2 separate regions of the Mus musculus genome follow, and region 1 is linked to region 2. Evidence: chromatin contacts called from ENCODE Hi-C data. All regions are on one chromosome and are shown on one strand. The core of a region is the stretch at or near the end of the contact, and the rest is flanking DNA. Distances in the headings are between cores, read along the strand shown.

Region 1 (4,083 bases), core at 526-3,025, 370 kb after region 2:
TTGAAAAATGAATAAAGATGCCAGGAAATTAGCCACCTCCTGGTCTTCACCTACCTGCTATAGAAAGTAATGCTGTGGTCCACTCACAGTTCAGCATCTTGAGGTCCTAATTTATAGTGTTTGAATTATAAGTTTTTGGCTTTACAGAGATATGCAGTTTACATTTTTGATTTTCCACCATACCCATTGCAGTATGCTATCTGGAAATGCCAGGCAAAAGCAAACTGCAGCTTCTACTAATAGCTGATTGGGAATCCATGCCTATGTCATATTTTAAATGTCCCTCAAATTCATGAGTGAACATAAATATTTCACAAAATCCTAAGCATTATTTATTGCTCCAGATTCCAGCAGCTTTCTTGATTCCAGAGTCCAAAGGAAACCCTAGGGAACCATGGAATTGGAGACAAAAAATATTCTAGGTATTTTAAGTCCTTGTTTTCAGACTAATATAGTTTGGCTGGATGTTTTCTGTTCAGTAATCAAGATGACCTCCAGGTGAGTCCAGAAAGTAAATCAAATTGGCCTCAGAGAGAGGTGGCCACAGAGCATTGTCAAGAATCAGTCCCATAACAGCAGTACGTAATGCTTGTCCATATGGTTATGAAGGGGAGACACAAACTACTCCTTCCACAAAGCATCACACGGGAATGTTTCTTGAAGAAGTTCAGATTATGAGCAATAGCAACTTGTTCTGCATAGGTCTGGGGGGTTGGTGGTACCAGTGAGGGCCATCTTTGGGGATAATTGACTGCCATTTTCTTTGTATTTTCACACAATAATAATAAATGTGCTGCCGAGGCCTCATTATAAAGATGGTGGCCTCATTAGTGAGGCTCCTCCCCCACAACCTAATTATTTCCCACAGACTCTCACCTGAGTGCCGTCATCTTAATGGGTAGAATATGATCACATGACTTCAGGGAGGCCGTGCACATTCTCATAATGTGAGTAGCTTCTTAGGTTAGCTATGAAAGTTAAAAAAAAAAAAAAAAAAAAACCTGAGACTATCACAGAATGAAGAGTTGCCTATCAAGTTTAAAATCTGGATCCAGGAGTGTGTATCGGAATGTGTATATCTATATGTGATAGGTTCCTAGAAGCCTTTTGAAGAAAGACTATTTGATACTCCACCTTTTATCATAGAGCACTACTTTTTATCTCATCTGAGATTTATTCTATCTTTAAAAGTGTTGAACTTTAAAAGTACACCCTCAACAAAGCCAATTCTGCATGGGCTTTCTTGGTGTACAAGATGTTCCATATGCACAAGGCAAGTTAATCAAAATGAACCACACAAAAGGGAATGACTTATGCCTGAGAGTCTTGCTTTACGTGGTCACCGCCATCAGTCCTCCAAGCTGCCCTGACCCCACAGGTTTTTCCTGGCTTTGAGAAGTTCCTGCTGCTTTCAGGGCTCTGTTATTTCATTCTGACTTTCCTGGAAACAGAAGTGCATGGGCCTTTAGCCTGGGTAGCTGTGACCCTGCGTGCTCCACCTACATCATTTATTTATAAGTTGGCAGGGAGTAAGTCTGGTACTTTCTGTGCTGAGGAAAGCTGACTAACATTCCCTGCTCCAACCCAGCCCTGGAATGCAGATGCTCTCAACCTTCAAAAGCCGACTCCAGCCATGCCTGTGCACAGTCTGGAAGACCCTGGGGCTCGAGAGCTCGAGTTAATGACACACCATCACATGGCTGTGGTTACAGGCTGTCTTGCCAAGGTTGTACAGCTGGTAGCCTGTGTGTTGGAAGATGCTGGTGCCCCCTGCTGTACCTGGAGTTGCCAGAGGAACAGCTTCAGTGGGGTTTAAAGAGAGCCCAATTTATCTTTTCTCTAAGGCGCCCTTGTTCTTTGGCTGCTGGCAGGTCTCACTCAGCTTGGGTTGTGGTTATGTCTGTGTTAGATACTAAGCCATCTGTCTTCCCCAGGGGCAGGGCTGATTTATAAGGGAGGCTGTAGACAGTGGTTGGCACTGTCCTAGCCTGGATTTTACTTCAAACTGGAACCCCCTGAATATTCTGTACTGTGTTCACTTTCTTGCATGGGACAAGCATTCCATGTGCTTTTTGTTTGTTTGTTTGTTTGTTTGTTTTGTTTTGTTTTGTTTTTGTTTTTGGTCTCCAGGGTTTGTTTACTATAGAGTTATAGAATACCACTGAGGCCATTTTTCAGCTCATTTAATCTTCTCAAATGAAGTTTATTTCCCCCTTCCCATCAGCTCCTTTTCCCGCAGCTGCCAGAAGCTCTTCACATTCATGCTTGCATTAAATATTTAAGCATGCATTTCCAGGGCAGGAATGTATTCTGTGCTCAGAGCAGTGCTGGCAGATGAATTTCTTCCACTAGAAAGGAGAAGACTTTATGGAGGGCTTATGATGGGTTGTCACATGATACACCAGGAAATAGAGATACAGGAGCCTCTATGTTATTTGAAGCTTCAGAAAGACCTTTATTCCTAGAAGATGCTTGGTATGCAGCAGCATTGCAGGGCCATGAAATTCTAGGTCAACACGACAGAATTAAAGCTGATGAATAATGCATGTGGACTTAAAGGAAAACCTGCACCTTCTGAAGGAGATGGTAACGTTTAAATTCTTGCAACCCAGGCGCACATCTTTTATTCAGTGAATAGGCTCCCACTCGCAAACTTTGTAAAGAACAACTTTATCATCTGTGGGGACTGATGTGACCCCACTGTTTACTGAGCACCACACATGCACTTAGCTTACTAATGGGGAAGAGGAAGATTGAGATAAGGATGTGAAGGGTCTTAGGGATTCGGCTAGTGCATCAAGGACCCGGTCCAAGTGGATTAGGGGTTCATAGGCTTTCTGTTGAACACTGCCCTGTTTCTCCTCACAGCCCCCAGGGCAAGGAATGCTATGCTTTCACAGAAAAAATGCAGTGCAGAAGATGTGCTTTCAGAGAAACAGAGCACACACGACAATGGCGTCATAAATACATGGTCTATGTACGTTGTAGGTATGCATGATAGAATACATTATATACGTTCATATATGTATATTTGTCAGAGGATATTAGTTCACATGATGGTGGAGGCTGAGAAGGCCCATGATCTCTCAACCACAAGCTAGAGACGCAGTACAAGTGGTGCTATGGTTGGGAGGTCTGAGAATTCAGGATAGAGTTGCAGTCTGAGCCTAAAGGCCTGAGAAGCAGAAGACCTCCATCCTGATTCACCCAGCAGAATGCAGACTCACACTGCCCTTTGCTTTGTGCTCAGTCAGGCCAGACCAGCAGCTGATAGGATGAAGCATAGTGGAATGCCCGCCCCCCTCCGTTTTCCCCAGTTTGTCAGTGTAAATGCTCATTTTTCCTAGAAATCTGCCATAGACATACCTAGAATGACTGTTTGGTCCACAAAATGGGCATCTTATAGCTCCTTCAAGTTGCTATAACATTTTACCAGGAAAGGAGAGGAGGACAGGAAGTTTGGTGCCCAGTAAGTAAATGCCCCCCCAGCCATTCCAGGATACATATAGCAAGAGAAAGAAAAAAAAAAAGGCTTGAACAATCGCAAGCTAACTTACTGAACTTCACACACATCATACACGTAAGCTCCCTAAGGACAACTCAACGGAGGTGGTCATGCCGGTCATCTGGGCATCCTTCTTGTCCCCGAACTAGTCTCTTTCTTCATCACTCCCAGGCTTACCCTTCCTTCTGGACCGAACATCATGGGGCTGTTGGCCCACTGCTGGTGGTTACTCTTCCAATTACAGCCTCCACCCTTACTTTGTGGACCACTGTACAAACACCTGCTTTAAACCGTAGTCCAAATTTTCTCTAGAGCTGGCATCTGGCTCACTCCTTCCAAACCTTTATGAAGCTCTGTGTTCACTCTCAGCTCCATCCCAATAAGTAACTGTAATTGCTGCTGGAATTCCTCCTCTTGGCCCTTTGCCTACATGCCTGCCACCCCTGGAGGGTCTGTCATCATACTGTTACCAGGGCCCCCCACCCCCATGCCTATTTTCTCTCATTTTATAATGCTTGGAGCTTCACTTCCAATATACACAATATAATCTGTGTGTGCTATATAATGCCTCTTTGTAA
Region 2 (3,956 bases), core at 314-2,813:
GCGCTCCAGCGCAGCGACCTCTTGGGAACCTCCCTTGAGGGTGCACACGAGTCCACACACGCTGGGTAACGGCCCGAGGGAGCCCCGGTGTCCCCCGGGTGTTGCCGGGCTGGGGAGGAAGCCAGAGTCCCGGCCCCTACTCGCTTGGGATTCCCTTCCCCTCCCCCAGCCCCGCCCAGCTCTCCCAGGGCTGGGTGTGATTTCAGTCCCTAGCAGAGAACCAGAAGCGCGCAGCTGGAGGTGGCAGCTCGCCCCCTTTCCCCCGCTCGGCCCCCCAGGAAGCCGGCAGCTGCTCCCCGCACCGCTGCCCTAGCCTATTTGAATACCCAGACGAGGGCGGGCGGCTTCCTGAGCAGGGTGCACCCGGGGCGCCCTGGGGAGTGACCCCGGGGAAAGCAATTGGGGCGTTTCGAGCTCGTGAAAACTTCGTGCTTCCGCCCCGGCACGGAAAATGCTAGTGAAACACACTGTGAGCTCCAGGGGCTGCAACATAATTCCCCACCACCACCCGAATTGTTAACAAAATCGTGAGTGCAGCTGGAGGGTGAAGAGGCGAGAAATCCTTGGTACGCGGGCAAAATGTAAGGATCCCACAGATCACAAGGAACCAGTACGTGGGAAAGGGGGCTAGAGAGGGAAGGGAATGGGCGCGAAGGAGGTTTCCACACCCTAGTAGGAAATTCTCAGACCGCTCCAGACTCGCCAGTGTTTCTGCGTGGCAAGCCGATACCCGCTCTCAGCGGAGATCTCGGCTCCGAGGCAAGAGAGCGCGACCGCGACCTTCCCTCCCCGCGCGCCCGCATCAGGGCCAGTCCGGGTCGCACATCCTTCGCCCCGCTGGCCTGCTCCAGACTGGTTTTTCTGGTTCAGCCTCCCTCCCAGGGACGCGCTGGGGGATCCGATGACGTCGCTGGCTGAGTCTCTCCCTCTTCCTCCCTCCCTCCCCTCTCCCCCGCCCGCCCTCGCCGCGCACTCCTCCTAGTAACTTCTGTTCGGGGAGGCGCTGCCAGGAATAACCCGGTGCGTCCACAGCCCGGAGGGGAGGTGGCCGCTGCGGCTCCCGCACGCCGACAAACTGCGGCCCGGGTCCTGCGGCTCAAGCCCCAGCCTAGCGGCCCTGGCCCCCGCCCTGGCTCCATCTCCTAACAGTGTCCGAAAATAAATAAATATATAAATAAAGACAAGAGGAGCCTGGGCTGGCGGTGGGGATCGCCTCCCTCCCTCCTCCCTCCCTCCACGCCCGCCCTCCCTCTGTCCTTAAGGAAATGCTACCAGACACCCCCCACCAGACACGCTCAGCCTGGGCGAGGAGCAGCCGCCGCAGCAAGAACAAGGGCACCGGGGGGCTTTCCTCCCCTCCTCCTCTCTCTCCTCTTCCTCCTCCTGCGCTGCGGTGACTTTACAGGTGAGCGGCCGCCGCGGCTGCGAGGATCCCCCCCACCGCCCGCCGCGTCGCGCCCTCCTTCGGCCGCTGTCACCCGGACTGCCGGGAGCTGACAGCCGCCCGAGGGGCTCGCGGCCGGGAGGCTGGCGGCCGGCGGGAGGCGGGCTGGAGGTGAGGGGGTGGAGAGCTGGAGAGCGGGGCGCCGCCGTGCGCTGTCTCTCCCCGGTGGAGGAGGGTCTCCGCAAAAAGAGAAAGAAAAAGGAAAAAGAAAAAAAAAAAAAGACATCTTCGGTGACTGTGGCACAAGTATTTGCCAAGTTGAGTCTTGGACATTGAAGCTTGCCCGGAGCCCGAGCAACTTGAAAGGTCCTCTGGCTGGGTAGCAGCCTCCCTCCACGCTTCGACTCTTGGGTACTGGGTGCAGCCCTGGGGTGCGTGGAGGGCGCACCGGCCGCTGGCAGAGCAGAGCGGCGGGAATCTAGGTCCCTTCTCGGCTCGGTAAGTGGCCTCGGTTCTGTGTTTTTCCTGCCTGCACCAGAGATCGAGCTTGTTTCACTTTACCCTGAAATCGCCTTCGCCCAACTCCATCGCCCCCTTCGCGGCGCGCGCCCCCGGCCGCTTTCCTGGTGGCCCAGGGGTAAGGGTCGGAGGAGGCGGGGATGGGGGAGACCTAAGCAAGGGGGGGGGGGTCGGGCGCATTAGGAAATGCGGGGAATACCCTGGCCGAGGTTCTATGCAGATGAGGGGAGGCTGCTTTGCGTAATGTCCTGGGGGGAGGGGGCCGCGCGGGAGCGCTGGAGGCAGGAATGTGCCTGGTTACTAATGAGGGACGTGCACCGGCGCGCACCGCCGGGCCACCGCTGCGGCTGCCGCGGCCGGCGGTCCGTTGTCAAGTAGCGGGGGAGGGGGCGCGGCGCGGCGCGGGGCTGGGGGCGGTGCGGGCGGGAGGGCGAGCGGGCGAGCGGACGGCAAGGGCCGGGCTGCCGGCCTGCGGCCGAGCGAGCGCAGCGGAGGCGCTGGCGCTGGGCATTTCTGTGACTCCTTTCTCCTCCCGAGCGAGGAAGGAAGGAAGGAGAGAAGGAAGGAAGGAAGCGAAGAAGGAGGGGACTGTCTCCATGGAAGGTTCAGGCGGAGGCGCCCTCGCCTTGCGGGTGCACCGGCCGCAGAGCGGCTCCAGCCGCCGCCGGCTGGCCCCCGGCGCTTGGAGACGGGTGGGGGCGGATTGCATGCTTGTTTGTGCTTCTGGTCGGGGGATCGGGAAGAAACATGTGTGTTTGGGCAGTGCACCGCGAGGAGCTGGGTCTGCGCCTTTATGTCTGTTCCCTGAAGTGGGTGGAACGTTGGCCCGTTCCGGGAATGTTCCATGACGTGGTGCAGCCACAGGAAGGGGGTTAACGAGGGGCTCTCTGCCGCGGCGGCTCTGCTGGCTGCTATCAAAGCAGATGTGCTGCTGCCGCCGCACCTCTCACCTCCCTTCACCCCCAACCCCCTCCTTTCCATTCTGTGCGTCTGGTGCTGGTAGGGCTAAGACAGGAAAACATAGCGTCTATGTATGTGTGTGTGTGTGTGTGTGTGTGTGTGTGTGTGGTGAGGGTGATGTGTCTGTCGTATTTGGTGGGGGAACGACTCCAGATCAGCCTTGCCATCCCAGCTGTTATCACAGATCGGTGCGCTTTATACGCATGTGCCTCCCGCGTCCTGTCCCTCTTACATAACATATCCAGTGCAGCAGAGGACAGGAGAAAATGCGACCCCAACCCTCCACGCTCAGTCTCTGTGGAGGCTAGAAGGTCGGAGAGGGTCTCTGGATGTTGTGCTGCAGGGATGCGGCTCCCAGTGGGGAAGAGACCGAGGGGAAGCAGGGTCTCTTGTAGTGGTTCCTCAGTCGCCTACTTGAAAGCATCTAAGTGCAAAGGACTGCAGGAACTAGTCCTCTGAATGCGAAAGCTTTTGACTTGCGTCGCCAAGGGAAAGTGGGCGCTCTCACCTCGGAGACGCAGAGAAGAGAAAGGGTCTGTAATACAGTCGCCTGGAGGAGACCCGCAGAAACGTGCTTGGGCTGAGAACAGAGGGCAGAGGGGTTAGCATAGAGGCGACCAGAGGAATCTCTTGATAATAGGTTACACTGGAAACCCCAGGACACCTGTAATGGCTTAGAATTCACACAGGAAGCTGTGTGTGCAACTGACATTGCAAAACCCTTATGCTCTGCACAGTTATTTAGGCCTAAAATGAACACAGAGAGGCTTGCTTCCGGTCCTTTCATTATAATAGAAAAATTGAACTGATTTTTTTCGTTCTTCCTTTTCTGCCATTTTAAAAATAACTCTATTTAAAAACTATATTGGTACTTTCTTCCACTTCCAAAGCAAGACTTCAATAACTCACAGGAGGGCTGTTTTTGTTTCTTCTTCTTCTTCTTCTTCTTCTTCTTCTTCTTCTTCTTCTTCTTCTTCTTCTTCTTCTTGTCAATGCAGAGTCCTTTTCGAGGGCTATTTTTTTCTCTTCAGCAGTTTCTTTTGCCTGAATAATCAAACCCAGAAATTACTTGAAGTATTAATAAGATTCATAC

The links. A loop is a pair of places that touch in the nucleus more often than their neighbours do.
Region 1: a map of left cerebral cortex shows a loop between it and region 2 (4-fold over the local background). The contact joins the enhancer-like site here to the promoter of Hivep2 in region 2. A Hi-C loop is called at or near these places in 8 of 37 maps with a recorded cell type or tissue (Patski, T-helper 17 cell, heart and 1 more).

The regions. Positions count from the first base shown.
Region 1 is chr10:14,331,121-14,335,203 of GRCm38, forward strand. No RefSeq gene overlaps it. Among named protein-coding and RNA genes, the nearest start is that of Gm40603, 11 kb to the left of the region's middle. Within about 2 kb of position 1,776, at least 2 of the 3 ENCODE cell types and tissues checked have a DNase peak (open chromatin) inside an H3K27ac peak, as active enhancers do; they include left cerebral cortex, where a contact is called at or near this core.
Region 2 is chr10:13,964,816-13,968,771 of GRCm38, forward strand. It overlaps Hivep2 (human immunodeficiency virus type I enhancer binding protein 2), which reads left to right and starts at 1,564. Exons shown (of 9, transcript NM_010437.2): 1 at 1,564-1,882.